Linked DNA regions of Homo sapiens: regions 2 and 3 are each linked to region 1. The links are chromatin loops, found by intact Hi-C in ENCODE. Cell type or tissue: endothelial cell of umbilical vein. All regions are shown on one strand. Each heading gives the region's core, and the rest is flanking DNA. Links, peaks and the distances in the headings are about the cores only.

What was found. Peaks named below come from ENCODE experiments on the same cell type or tissue, not always from the same donor. Only the 100,000 strongest peaks of a DNase experiment are listed, where the experiment ranks them.
Region 2: a loop joins it to region 1, with 6 times the contacts of the local background. A loop is called at or near these places in 9 of 110 quality-filtered maps.
Region 3: a loop joins it to region 1, with 6 times the contacts of the local background. A loop is called at or near these places in 7 of 110 quality-filtered maps.

Annotation. Positions count from the first base shown.
Region 1 is chr20:51,371,015-51,377,032 of GRCh38, forward strand. The region is part of intron 2 of LOC105372663 (a long non-coding RNA gene); the gene reads left to right. Among named protein-coding and RNA genes, the nearest start is that of MIR3194, 79 kb to the right of the region's middle. In endothelial cell of umbilical vein, for the core only: no CTCF peak of the experiment used is centred there; a DNase peak (open chromatin) is centred at 3,167; H3K27ac peaks cover 1,710 bases.
Region 2 is chr20:51,561,034-51,567,051 of GRCh38, forward strand. It overlaps a transcript of NFATC2 not described here. Among named protein-coding and RNA genes, the nearest start is that of NFATC2, 21 kb to the left of the region's middle. In endothelial cell of umbilical vein, for the core only: a CTCF peak has its summit at 1,406 (motif pointing left); DNase peaks (open chromatin) are centred at 798 and 1,918; H3K4me3 peaks cover 2,070 bases; H3K27ac peaks cover 1,694 bases.
Region 3 is chr20:51,491,494-51,493,993 of GRCh38, forward strand. All of the region lies in intron 3 of NFATC2 (nuclear factor of activated T cells 2), which reads right to left. Among named protein-coding and RNA genes, the nearest start is that of MIR3194, 40 kb to the left of the region's middle. In endothelial cell of umbilical vein, for the core only: no CTCF peak of the experiment used is centred there; a DNase peak (open chromatin) is centred at 1,128; H3K27ac peaks cover 1,698 bases.

The DNA of each region.
Region 1 (6,018 bases), core at 1,984-4,483:
GTGACCTAACGGTCAGAATCAGACTGCCCCAAATCGAGCCTCCAAGACTTCACTTCTCAGCTGTGTGATCTGTAAAATGATGACAGCAACAGCAGTACCACTTCATAGGCTTGTCCTGAGGTCTCGGTGAATGATCTCTGAGCTGCGGAGCACATGGTACCCACTCACTAAGCAAGAGCCAAACTTCACGAAAGAGTATTTACATGTTAACAATGTCATTCACATGTCAGCATGTAACCGCCAGTGGGTTCATTTTGCCACTGCCCAGATAGAACCAATGTATCAAGACGGGAATTGCAATAGAGAAAAGAGTTTAATTCACGCAGAGTCGGCTGAATGGGAGACCGGAGTTTCATTATTACTCAAATCAGTCTCCCTGAAAAATTCAGAGACTGGGGTTTTTAAAGGATAATTTGGTGGGCAGGGGGGCAGGGAGTGGGGAATGCTGACTGGTTGGGTTGGAGATGAAATCATAGGGGGTCGAAGCTGTCCTTTTGCACTGAGTTGGTTCCTACATGCAGGCCACAGGACCAGATGAGCCAGTTGATCAATCTGGGTGATCCCAGCTGAGTGCAGGGTCTGCAAAGTCCCTCAAACAGCAATCTTAGATTTTATAATACCAGTGTTATAGGAGAAATTGGGAAGTTTAGGGATATTTTGGCCTCTGGCTGCATGACTCCTGAGCAGTTAACTTCTGATCTTGTGGCTCACTTGTTAGTTGTACAAAGGCAGTCTGGTCCCCAGGCAAGAAGGAGGTTTGTTTCGGGAATGGGCTGTTATCATCTTTGTTTCAAAGTTAAACTATAAACTAACTTCCTCCCAAAGTTACCTATGCCCAGGAATGAACAAGGGCAGCTTGGAGGTGAGAAGCAAGATGGAGTCGGTTAGGTCAGATCTCTTTCACTGTCACAATTTCTCATTGTCACAATTTTTGCAAGAGTGATTTCAATCAGAGCAGTGCCCCAAACATTTTTTTGTTAATAATTTGAAGGATGTTTATTTTAGAAAACAAAAAGGACATCAAGGTAGCCATCACGCAAAACTCCGAAGTGTCTTAGACTTCCTTACTCTTACTGTACAGCATTATGTTGGGTTTGAATTAATTAGGGGGCATGGGGCATCCTGATCGCCTCGGGATTTGTGGCTTTAAAAGTCTCCGGAGAGGACTGGCAGCAGTTCCCAGGGATGTGTGCCATTGTCTGGGACAGAGCAAGCCGAGTTCGTTGAGCTACAGCCTACGGTCCAGGGACCTGACTTGGCTGGAGGCTGGACATGTCCTACTTCTCTTAACTCAGCAAATGGACGGAGGTCAGGGAAAGGTTGACTCGGGGTAGGGGCTGGAGGAGGTTGCAGGGAAGCCTGTGGAAGCCACTCTTGCAGCAGGTCCCGGGAGAGCCCCAGGCCCTGGATCTGAGCATCCTCAGTGGGGCTTGGGGATCCGTACCTCTAGAGGGCAGTGGGGCTCCACCAAGAGTCCCTTCCAGTGTCTTCCCAGTGGCCAGGAAATACTCCTCACCTTAGAACGGGCCTCCCTGCTCAGCCTAAAGGGAAATTTCTACCCACAGGTTGCCTTGGCTGGGCGCAGAGGATGGATCTTTCCACATCCAGTTGTTTGTGCGGGGGAAAGCTCATTAGGAAGGAAAGTATCTAGTGTCAGTAGCATGTGAACGTTTCCAAGCACAGAAGCCCGACAGCTGTACCTACTTAGGGGGTACCTGGGGACTCCGGGCCACACAGAGGCCATCTCCCACCAGCCTGGCCAGGGGGAAGTCAGATTTCTGGGGCTCATAATGTTCACATGGAGAAAACGTGCATTTCTACTGGAGTGTTCTTGGCCAGACTCAGGCTTTTAGATTCCCCAAAATAAATCTCCTCGACGGTTCGCCCCTGCCTGCTCCTACCCCTCGTTCTTGCTTGGCAAACAGGGAAGTCCCTGGATGCATTTTGGTCCAGAGATCAGAGCCCCCAGGGATCAGAGCCTCATGGGCTGCACCCTCTAAGGGCCACAGAATCCCTGTTGGGGGCAAGGTTAGGGGGTGCAAGCATATCCACTTTGGGTGCACACAGACCTGGGTTCAAATCGTCACTCTGCCACTGCACAGCTGCAGGGTCACCAGCTTGCACCCACTCTGAGCCTCCGGCTCATCTGAGAAATGAGGAAAGCCCCACCTTACGGGATGGCCGCAGGGCTCGGGGACAGAAATCCTGGAACCAGTATATATAGCACAACACCAGGCACATCACAGCCCCTGCCAGAAGCACCACCAGCCGCACCCTCCCTGCTGCTAATTTTTCCCGAGGCACCCATTGCTGAACTCTTCTGTTCTTATGGTTTATACAGTCTATCCTTCCTGCTGGGACACAAGCTCCACTGCCGTGTCCAAAACACTCTGTTCTAGGCACAAGGTTGGCATCAAAAAATACCTGTTGGGTGCATAAATGAATGCTTTGGAGCTCGTATTACAGTTCTCTGGGCCTCAGTTTCCCCAGCTGTGCAATGCGGATGATGGCATTAGAAGTGTCAAAGGTGGCTTCAGATGGATTGAGCAAATGTGCAAGAGCACCCAGCCCAGGCAGGCAACAGATGCAAATCCACTCTCCCAATCAGATTCCGAGGTTGTCTTGGGCTTTACAATGGAGTCAGGAGAATCGCCACCCTCTGGCCTCCAAGTGCAGCTCAGAGGGATGGGTCACTGGCCAGGCATTGATACAGACTCACCCAACAAGGCCTGCAAGTTCTCTGAACAGGCGCCCTCATGTTGGATCCTCCCAGGGGCCAGGCAGGGAAGACTGAGGCCAGGAAACACCCCAAGGCTCAGAGAGGTGGGGTCACTGGGCGAGGCTGTCTTGGCCGTTTCTCTGCATAAAGCAGCCAGGGGCTGTGAAACTCCAAGGTGAGAGGTGGCCCATGGGTGACAAACGGGAAATGGAAGGCCAAAGAAGTGTGAGTGCACCGGGGAAGCAGGGTGTCTTAGTGGGAAGAATGTGGGCTCTGGGATCAAGGAGACCTGCCTTCCGGCCTGCCTCAGCCACTCACCATGCAACCCCGGGGAAGCCATATCACCTCTCATTTCCTAATCAGTGAAATGGAGATAACAAGAGCCCTTGCTCTGCAGAGTGCTGGGAACGGCTCCTGCAGCGGCTGGCACACACTTGATAAGCAGTTAGGAAAGAGCAGATATTACTCTTTGTATGAGTTCTCTCTTGTTGCCATAACAAATTACCACAAACTTAATGGCTTAAAGCAACACAAATTTAACATCTTACAGTTCCGGAGGGCAGAGGTCCTAAAATCAAAATATTGGCAGGGCTGCCTTCCTTCTGGAGGCTCTAGGGGAGATTCTGTTTCCTGCCTTTTCCAGCTCCTGGGGCCATCTGTTTTCCTTGGATCATATCACTCCGATCTCTCTGTCCATCATTACATCTTCTCTGACGGTCCTGCCTCCATTCCATAGGGATCCTTGTGATTCCACTGGGTCTACCTGGATAATCCAGGATAATCTCCCTGTCTCAGAGTTCTTAACATCATCACGCCTGCAAAATCCCTCTTGCCTTATGAGGTAACATATTCACAGGTTCTGGGGATTAGGGCGGGGACCTCTTTGGGGCCATAATTCAGCCGACCACACTGTTCTTATGATGCCTCCCATCCTGGCCCTGCTCCACTGTTCCTCCAGCAGGCACTGTCTATCTCTGTCTCTCTCTTGCTCTAGCCTTGACACCAAAGGAGTTATTTGGTTCTAATTTGGGGTTCTGGTTGGATGAATTGCAGGAGAAAGCTTGTGTCTCCTCAAACATCCCCCCATTGTCCCCGGACCATACAGGTTGTAGTCAAGGGACTTGTTAGAAGGCAGGCGGCAGCCAAGAATTCCAGAGAAAGCTGCATGGGAAATGTCCCCATTCATTCATCAAATATCAGAGCACCTACCACATGCCTGGCACTTCTGGTCACTGTGGGCACAACTGTGGACTGGGCAGACTTGACTCTGCCCTCGAGGAACTGACCTTCTCGGGGGAAGACAGGTGGGAGAGTGATCCTATCATAGGCACTCAACCCAAACAAGACCCCAGGTATTGCGAGGGAGGGTGGTGGAGCAGATACATTAGCTAGGGTGGCCACGGATGGCCTCTTTGAGGAGGTGGAACATGACCCAAAGAGCCATGCAGGGGATGGGGGAAGTGCGTTCCAGGCAGACGGCTTGGCAAGTGCAAAGGCCCCGAGGCAGGAACGTGTTTGGCTTCTTCAAGAAACAGCAAGATGGCAGCGTGGCTGGAGGGATGAGGTGGTCTGAGAGTAGCTGGGGGCCAGATCATAGCAGGACCCTGGCTTTTATTCTGAGTGAGGTCAGGGCCTTTGGCGGGCTTTAGCAAAAGGTGCTATCATCTGGCTCATATTGAAAAGGATCCCTCTGGCTTCTGTGAAGGGAACAGACGATAGCAGGCCAGAAACCAGGAACCCAGAAGGAGGCTACACAGGCAAAGGAGTAAATTGAGGAGAGTTTTAATGGATTATTCACAAAGGCACAGGAGAGAGGGGAAACGTAATGCAAGATGAATCCCCCAGAGCTATCAGCACTGGGGCACCTCTGCCGCCCCAAGGCCCGAAGAGGTTAAGGAGGAGAGCAGTTTCTGGGACCGGGAGGGATGGCACCCCATGGAGAGGGCCACTTGGAGAGACAGTGGCTTTTGTTGAGGGACATATCCAGGCCACGGCATGAACACCCAACCTTCCATCTCTTGCTGGCACCTCCTATTGAAGGAACCCTCTGAAAGCCAGAGGTGCCCCGGAGAGGCTGGTCATATGGTCCGCCTCCCAGGCCCAGAGAGCTGAGGGTGAACCTGGAGGGCAAATGGAAGACACTGGAACAAGCTCCCTGCCCAGCTCCCTGAACGCAGGGCAGCTGACACTGTAGCCTCTGTGCCTGTAGCCACCGTTGCTGTCTAGCTTTAGAACTTGGATCCTTGAAAAAAATATTAGGGCTGCTGCTCCATGGCAGCCCTGTGCAGAACACACCAGGAGGGAGAGGGAGAGACACGGAAGATGTAGCGCGCCCCCCGCCTCCTTAGGCTGTTCTCCCATTGCTATAAAGAAATACCTGAACCTGGGTAATTTACAAAGAAAAGAAGTTTAATTGGCTGATAGTTCCACAGGCTGTGCAGGAAGCACAGTGGCTTCTGCTTCTGGGGAGGCCTCAGGAAACTTACAATCGTGGTGGAAGGCTAGGGGGAAGCCAGCACATCACATGGGCAGAGCAGCAGGAGCAAGAGAAGGGTGGGGAAGTGCTACACACTTTTCCATGACCAGATCTCATGAGAACTCACTATCACGAGAACAGCACCAGTGGATCCACCCCCATGATCCAATCGCCTCCCACCAGGCCCCACCTCCAACACTGGGGATTACACTTTAACGTGAGATCTGGGCAGGGACATGGATCCAAACCATATTATTCCCCCAGCTCCATCTTTACAGAGGGTAGAGGGGCAGGAGGCATGAGGGGAGGGGCCGGAGAGGGACTGAGAGGGGCAGGAGCGGCACTGAGCGGCTTGCAGCAGATGAGGGGGTCACACCTGTAGTGGCTTTGTTCCGGGTGTAGGTAACGATGTGTTGTTACTTTAAGACTTTTTCTTGGTCATAGATTGTGTGGTTACAGATTTCAAGCAGTACAAATGGATATGGAGCGAAAAGCCCCTCTCGTCCCCTCCCCCATGCCCCTGGACTCCCAGGACCATTAGTAATTCTGAAATGTCTTTCAGAAAAAGCACGTGTGTTTGTGTGTGTGTATACAGTGTGCAGGTATGCAGTACGTATGTGTATTCAGATGTGTGTGTATACAGTGTGCATGTATGCAGTATGTATGTGTATACAGATGTGTGTGTGTATACAGTGTGCGTGTATGCAGTATGTATGTATATGCAGATGTGTATACAGCATGTGTATATGCAGTATGTGTGTTTGCATTGTGGATGTGTGTGTTTGTATGCAGTGTGTGTATGCAGTATGTGTGTATGCAGTGT
Region 2 (6,018 bases), core at 1-2,500, 190 kb after region 1:
GTTTCAGTATTTATGACAGTAAAAACCCTTTCTCGCCCTTAATATATCTGTCTTCTGTCTGAGAGCATTGCTTTTACAGATGATACGATATCAGTAAATTTTTTTTGCCATTATGTCATAGGCTTGACCACTAGCAGAGGACAGGATAAACTGGTACCCGTTAAAACGTTCGAAGTCCTGGCAGGGTCTTGCTTTCAAAAGCGCAGCTCAGCTAAAACTATGTGTCATTGAGGTCTGCCGTGGCAAAGCACACCGTTTACCTAACCCAAGGCATTTGGCTTCAATCTAGTTAAAAAAAAAAAAAAGAAAGAAAGAGAGAGAAAGAAAAGAAAGAAAGAGAGAGAAAAGAAAGAAAGAAAGAGAGAGAAAGAAAAGAAAGAAAGAAAGAGAGAGAAAGAAAAGAAAGAAAGAAAGAAAGAAAGAAAGAAAGAAAGAAAGAAAGAAAGAAAGAAAGCAAGCAAGCAAGCAAGCAAGCAAGCAAGCAAGCAAGCAAGCAAAAGCCTCTCAGGTTTATTTACTGAAATTGTCATTTCTTCCCCCCCCCACCCCCACACCCCGAACTTTAATCAGCCACGCAAAGCACAAAACCTACATTCAACTCTGATTTTATGACAGGAGGCTAACTCCTCCTCCGCGAATTTATTTCACTTAACTCTCGAAGCCCCTCCCACTTGGCAGCCAGGCCCTGCAGCCCCCAACGCAGTGCTCCCCTCTGAAAAACACAACGCTTTGCCCATTTCCACTTTTAAAGACCGATTCGTTATTGTGGAGCCAAAGCCCCTCCGCAATCCCGACCAGATGGGACATTTTCATATCTTATGCTCCTTATAGTTAACCCCCTCCCATAAGATCCAAGTGGTGTGATACCAGGACTAAATCCAAGAGAAGGGGGAAAGAAGCAGAAACAGGGAAAGTACAGTGTAATCAGATCCCCAAACAAACTGATGGTACATTGCACTTTAAAGGGGTAGCTGGAGGACTCTATCCAGCAGGCACATCAAAAAGGGGGAAGAAAATAGTTTAAATGTCCCAGAGCATCCGCTGCTGCTGTAACTGTTAGAAAGCAAAGTCTTCCTTACTATACTTGCTGTATAGTAAAATGCCAAGCCTGTTCTCTTAAAAGAAAAAAAAGTAATAATAATAATACTGCAGCGTTATGGCATTTGCTGTCAAAAGCCGAGTGCTGAAACGGTTAAACAGCCAGCGGTTAGTAGCGAGAATCCCTCCCGGTGTCCCGTGGAGAGGAAAATCCTCCCGACAGACTGGCCTAGGGAATCCCGGCCTGGGACACTTCCCTGCCCCCGCGTAAAGTTGTCCAAAGTCGCCTTCCCAAGTGTCCCTTCCCTGGCCGGGGCGCGGGCGCCCCTCCGCGGGCCCCGCTACCTGTGCGCCGAGGGCGAGCGGGGTCCCCAGGCCTCCCGCACCGACCTCTGCCGGGAGCTGAAAGTGCTGCCCGGGACGGGAGCAGCAGGAAAGGGCCGGGAGGAGCGAGCGGAAAAGGCTGGAAGGGATCGAGAGTCAGTTACCTTGGTCCACAGACCCCATGATGCGGAGGGGATGGCAGTGCCCCAGTCTGAACGCAGCCTCTCTCTGCATCTGGAGGGCACGGGGACTTGGCGCGTGTTTGGAAAGGGGGATCTGTTTGTATCGACCAGCAGCCGAGGGGACGCCGTCTTCTCTACCGCGTGCCCGCGGGGCTGCCCTGGCCGAGGAGCCTCGGAGCGACCCGGGAGCTGCGCGCCTCCCGGCTCCCGGCTCGGCGGAGTCGGCGCGGCTCCGCGATCCGGCTTACTCCAGAGGCAACGCGACTTCCTTCCCCGCGCTCCGTGTTTATAGGCTTTCAATGCAGTAAAATAACGGGATTCCCTCACTGTTTCCTCCTGTTTATCCAGCGCCATGGAAACCACTGGATCCCGTCCATCTCCAAAACTAAGGGCTTTCCTGCAAACTTCACACTCAGGAATCCATGACGTCGCCTCCTCCGCGGCCAGCCAGCTCCGTGGCTCCTTCGGCCGCCAGCACAAGTCCCTGATTGTTCGGGAGAAAAGTCTGGGAGAGGGAGCGAAGCGGGCGACGGCGAGAAGAAGGGGGTGGGGGCGTGCGAGTGTCCAAGTCAGCCCTGCAGGAGCTCCAGGCGGCTGTTTGCAAGGAGTGCCCAGCCACCGCCTTCCCTGGCCCGTGGCAGCTTTTCATAAATCAAGCCCGAGACTCCCAAGCCCCCCATTTGCCAAGCGGGCGCCTCTTGGAGAAAGCTGCCCAGGGTTCAAATCAACACCCCAGGTTGTCCAAGCTCCTGGACGTTTGCCCAGGGGCCCTTCCCAGTCCCTCACGGCCTCTGGCTGCCCAGATTTTTGTGTGTTCAAGGATGGTGGGGAGGAGGAAGAGGAGAAGGAGGAGGAAGGAAAAGAAATAAATAACGGTGCCTTGTGTCAACTCTCCAACTTCGAGAATTTTTTTTCAAAGAGTTTATTTTTAGATTCATTTAGAAAATCCAAGGTTTCCAGTGATGCTCAGAGGCTCCAGAAATAATGAAATGGCCAAAGAGAAGCTGAAACCAGGCAACCCATGTGTTTACACATGCTCTGAATAAACAGGAAAATAAAGAGAAAGGATATCATGAACTTTGCACAGTGTCCAGAAGAAAGTCCTTGCGATGCCACGCATGGTTCACAGCAATAGGCCACGAGACCCCCAGAAGGTCCGTGGGGAGGGGGAGAGGGAGAGGTGCAGCGGTCAAGATGCCTTTTCTGGACTTGGACTAGGTCTGCCTCTTCACCTGCCTGCAGGGTGGGAAATTCTGAGCCCAAAGATAAAGCTGGCTTTGAAAATGGACTTCAGATACTGTTGTGAGCTCTGATAAAATTGTGGATAGCAACCAAGGCTGGTGACTCATCACATACACACCCCCCCTCCCCCCGCACGCTCTTACAGAGAGACTTGAACTTAAAGAGGCATCGAGAGGCAGCTGGCTCCATCCGTGGGACCACTCTGTTTTCCAGTACTGGCCCACAATAGCCTCACTGGGCAGCTCGCAGACATAACCACTCCTGCTGGAGATAGATGCTGGCCCACAGAGACCAGCTGGAACTGCGCCTGAGAAAGCCCCACCCCCAGCCCCGCCCAGGGGACTCTCTTCAAGCCTGCCTCAACCAGGGTGGCCTCCAGCAGGACAGTCTAAGTAATGCTGCTCCCCCAGAGAGCAGCCATTATCTGTCCACCTACTGTGTGCCAAGGAATTCAAGGTAGGGAAGTCTCACTGACTCTCGAGTAACTCAAAAATCGTGGCGCCACCAAATTTCTTGCAACCACCCTGCAAGGAGGGGATCCTCTCTCCCACTTTCCAAAAGGGAAACTGAGGCACATAGAAGGCAGGTGGCTTGCCTGTTGATTTACTTGGCAAATTCTGGGGTGCAGCCTTTAAGGGCGTAGAGAGGATTCTTTTCAGTGGAGCCTATTGAGGAAGACTCATTCCCTGAGGCCTCCTTCACCAACCATCTGAAGCAAGAACAGGGTGACCAACCTTCCTGGTTTGCCTGGGATTGAGGGGGCTCCTAGAATGTAAGACTTTCAGTTTTAAAGCTGAGAAGGTGGAACCTTCCACCCAAGGTGGAACTTGGGACAGGTTGGTCATCCCAGGCGTGAATGAAACTCAACTTCCTTTTGCCAGTATCCAGACACCAAGGAAGCCTGCTAACCATTGTCTTCTGCAGACAGTTACTACACTTAGTAACACTATGAATGGCAACCCCTCACCTCAGTACCTACTAGGTGCCAGGCCCTGAGCTAGAGTCATCTATAAATTCCCACTCACAATCCCACTGCAAAGTAATAGACTAAAGCTGAAAGGGGTTAGCCCTGTGCCATCCGATATGGCAGCCACTAGCCACATGTGGCTATTAAAATATTAAATAATTAACAAATAAAATGTAGGTGTCAGTTCTTCAGTTGCACAAGCCATATGTCAAGTGCTCAAAAGCCCACATGTGGCTGGTGGCTACCAAACTGGACAGCACAGAACAGAATGTTTCCATCACCGTAGAATGTCCTCTTGGGCAGTAGTGGGTTAGACAACCTGAGAGGCCATTTAGAGCTCAGGCTCTACAGTCAGATGGTTGGCTTTGCCATGGCATCACTCACCCCACTCTGTAAAATGGGGACACTAGGAATACCCTCCTTAAAGACTTGCTATAAGGATTCAATGAGTTTCTTTAATTGAAGTGCTAAGAACAGTAAAGCATATAACAAATCCTAAAAAAAAAAAAAATTTTTTTTGAAGAAAACCTTCCCACAGTCAAGAAATGAGTAGTGATTAAGCCAGGAGTAGGATTATTAGACTCGGCATTCATGCCCTTCCTCTCCAGGGCTCCCTACAACTGCCATGTCCAGAGCATCAGACAAGCTTGGCAAGGTCTGTTTCCTTTCACCCTCCCATTGAGCTTGATGCTGTGAGCCCCATTTACAGATGAGCAAACTGAGGCTCTACAAGTTGATGTGCACACAGCCAGTAAATGGACGGCCCAGAGTTGAACCCAGCTCTGTTTGGCAACAAAGCCTGTGTTCTTGGCACCATATCCCCTGCCTCCCAGAATCCTCCCTTGGTACCGAGGTTTTAGAGGCCAGAAGCGAGAAAGGAAACAAGCTTGCTGGGCCCTCCTCTGGCGGACTCATTATCGGGGATAAATTTAGACTCAGTCCCACCCAACTCAGGCCTCTGAGGCGATTCCCCAACTCCACAGGTGCCCAGAGCTGCTGAGCAGGGGATGTCTTTTGGAACTCGATAGAATCAGCATTAGCCACATTTTTATAGAGCCCACTCTTTGTCACGGTTAAGCGTTTTTCCCTTTTAAAGCACATTAATACTACAAGGGCTGGAGCCGGGGCAGTTGCAGCTGAGTCACCTAATTTGCCCTTCTGGGCTGCAGCTTTCGGCTTCTTAGTTTAGCCGTCCTTTGGTTCCTCAGACAATTTCTTTCCTCTCCCAGTGCCAGGGCAAGAAATATTTTGTCCTTTTGAACTGAACCACCCACTGTTTTTCACTTCTCTCGAGCACTCTCCCTTTTTTAAGGGATGCTCCAAGGGGGGTGGGTGGGGAGCTTCTGCCCACTAAATTATCCACGAAAACTCCCAAAAATAGAGGCTCTCAGCTGGGGTGGGAATGCACCAGCAAGTAAGGAAAAAGCAAAAGAGAAACTGAATCAAAGCAAATAGAAGGCGTCCAGGTGGCCGTAGGGGGAATGGTCCAGGGAGGCTGCAGAGACATCTGGGTTGGAGGAGACCTTGAATCACCGGGGAAGCCTTTTATTAGATTCTCTTCCCTCCATCAGCCTCATAAATCAGAAACACAGGTATTTCTGCTGAGACACCACTTAAGTGATGCTGCCCCAAACAACTGATTCAACACCAGGGTTATTTAAAAGGACTAGGGCAGCTTAGGTGAGGGCCCTTCTTTGCATCGCTCAAGTGTTATCTCTGTGCCAATAGGTCCCCTTGACTGTCAACCCCTTCCTGGCTGAAATGTAGATGGCAGTTGAGAATTGTTCTAGATTTCTACATGTCTCATACATAGAAAGTAGGACCAACGCAGGTGTCCGAAAGGTTTATTGACCTACCTAGAATAACAATGAACATTTATAGAGCAATTGCTATATGGTAGGCATTAACTCATTACATCCTGATGACAACTTTATGATGATCATTTTCCAGAGGAGAAAACTGCAGCACAGAGAGGTTGTGCAGCTTTCCCAAGGTTGCACAGCCAGTAAGTGGCAGAGGTGGGATTGGAACCCCAGCCACCTGGCTCTCGGGTGTTTTCTGAATTGCTCCGAGAAGCTCCCTATCAAATATCTGTTTGCCAGGCTTATTCCATGGGCATGGCTCAGGCTAAGTGGTGGGGGTGGGGTGAGGACACAATTAGAAGTCATAGTCCTTGCCTCCTACTTGGTTGACAAGGACACCACAAGGCCGAACGAGCAGTAGTGATCAACAGCAGCAACAGGAACGTGGGCTGGAAATGCTGGA
Region 3 (2,500 bases), core at 1-2,500, 120 kb after region 1:
GCCCATTTCCACGGTGTCAACACTCCCACAGTGGCTGATTTCCAGCTCCCGGTGTGACGATACTGTATATGGAGCTGGGAGGAGAAGTGCAGCGGCACCATTACGTGCTACCTCCGCCATGTGGATACACGGATGCCTATGACCTCAGGCACATAGGTCAGAACAACATGTAACAGAGTTCCTGGAACTTTAAAAATCAGCTCTCACAAGGCCACGAAAACGGGCTCCAGGACACTCCTGGGCACCCATAGGTCTCTGTGTGCATCTGTTTAGGTGCATAACTACTCAGATTGCAGTCTGCCCATCTCTTACTCTCTTCTCCCATTGATTTTCACATCTGCTCGTTGAGAACAGCCCCACCCCCACCAACACACACATACACATACACACACACACACACACACACACACACACACACACACACACCCCTTGCCCCAGCCCTACTCCCTGTGAAAGCTTATGAGGACCCTGCTATGGTCTGGCCTGCACACACATACCCCCAGCCCCGCGCCCCCGGAGTGCCATGAACACCCCTTGTTCACTGGCCCGGGCTCCCCTTAGATCTGGAGAAAGCCGCATCCCTGCACATCCCAGAAATGCGCAAATCCTACAAACCAAATCACCTCGGCCCCAAGGCTCCTAGAGCCTTCTCGCCCCAGCAGGAGGGAGAGCCTCATCTTTAAATCCCATCACACACATCTTCCTGTCTAGACGAGGTCCCTGGCTGCCAGGGCCTCAGAGTGAATGGATTCACAGCCTCCACCCGCTGGCACCACCGAGCCCCGCCGCACCCCGCCGCTATTCTCAGGACGACCTGGGCAGCCCCCCAGCTTCTAGAAAAGACACAGAGGAGACTGCGCAATCAACAGGCAGGAGTGTGCGTGAGTGCGGCATGACATGGGCACGCCACCCCAGAGAAGTGGGCGCCTGCTGCGCTAAACGTCATCCGTCATCCTTTCGCTGAAAAGTTGGAAAACAAACAACAAAAACCCCGCCCAGCCTCATTTAATGCGAACCAAACACAAAAGCCACAGGGGAAAGCTTTTCCTCTCTGTGCTTCCCTTTTCCGGCCGAGGAACACCACCAGCCAAGATAAGGGGACTGTGCGGGGCCCTCTGCGCGGCTTCAAAGGGCTGGCACCCGCCCGGGCCCGCTCCCACTCCCACTGGCTAATGGGCTCCCCGCTCCAGCCCTTGGGGAGCAGGAGGCGGCCGGGGCTCCATGCCAGGCGACTTGGAAGAGGTTTAAGGCTCACGCCACACAAGGGAGGAAGCTCGGCCTGTCAAGAGGCGTGATAAAGCAGCCCCTTATCGCAGTTTTCCTTTCAACTGCCTCCAAGTGAGCGCCGGCCGGGGCTGGGCCTGTCAAGGCCAAGCGTGTTCCTTTCATGTCGCCCTGGGTTCCTCGGTCAGCGACGTATCCACGGGCTCATGGAACTGTAGCGTCAGCATTGGAGTTTGCAGCTTGGGGCCAGAGGCTCCAGGAGGATGCGATCGTGTGCCTCCCAGCCTGGGCCTCTGGTGAACCATGTGGCATCTGCAAATCCACTAGAACCATCTGGGTCCCAGTTTTGCCATCAGGAAACCAGGAGAAGAAGATTCCAGAGCAGTGGGGTCCAACAGTTTAGACTGGGGGCTAGGGAGTCGGCAGACACAAGCTCAAGTCCCAACTGCTGAACTCGCTGGCTGTGGACCTTGGGCAGGTCACTCTGACTCTTTGACACATGTGTCACATAGAAAAAAGCACTTGTACATTTCATAGAGTTGCCAGGACCCAATGAATTGGTATAAGCACAGCTCTTAGAACCAGTGGCGACACATAGTAAGCGCTCAGTAAACGTTGGCCTTCATCTTGTTGTAATTCTTGTCGTTTTCTCATGGGGCTGTTATGGGCATAGAATGGGGATTGGCGACCTCACATTGCAACTGAGTGATGTGAAATTGACAACATGCTAGAGAAATGATTTTGATCTTCTAGGCACCTCCCATTTACAGAGGGAATGTCCCAGACTGACACAGTGAATCTACGATAAAAGAAAGCCTCTCATTACTTGAGCACCTTTCCACCCCGACTATGAGTCTCACTCACCGGGGCCCTGGATTCAGATAGCAGCTCCATCTGAGGCCCCTCGAATGCAGCAGACACTGGTTCAACGTCACCGCAGGGAAACCCCACTGGGCCTATTCCCTGAGAGGCGGGGCATGCTGAGAGACAGGAACAGAGTCGATCACATTGAGAGCAGCTTGGTCCCTGTCCAATCCTCTCATCAGTGGCAACCTCAGCACCATGTCCCCAGAGAGCTGCTCCCCACTGTGATGGGCATCAAACGCTTAGCAAAGAGCCAGCCCGGAACGTGACACCCTTGACCATCAGCCTGCTCAGAACCAACCAAGTCTCAGATCCGAGACTGGTTGGGGCTGCGGAAAGCTGGCCACACCTCTGAGCCCTCACCTCTGCAAAGGGGAAAATAACAGATGCCCATCCCATGCCCCATGAGCTG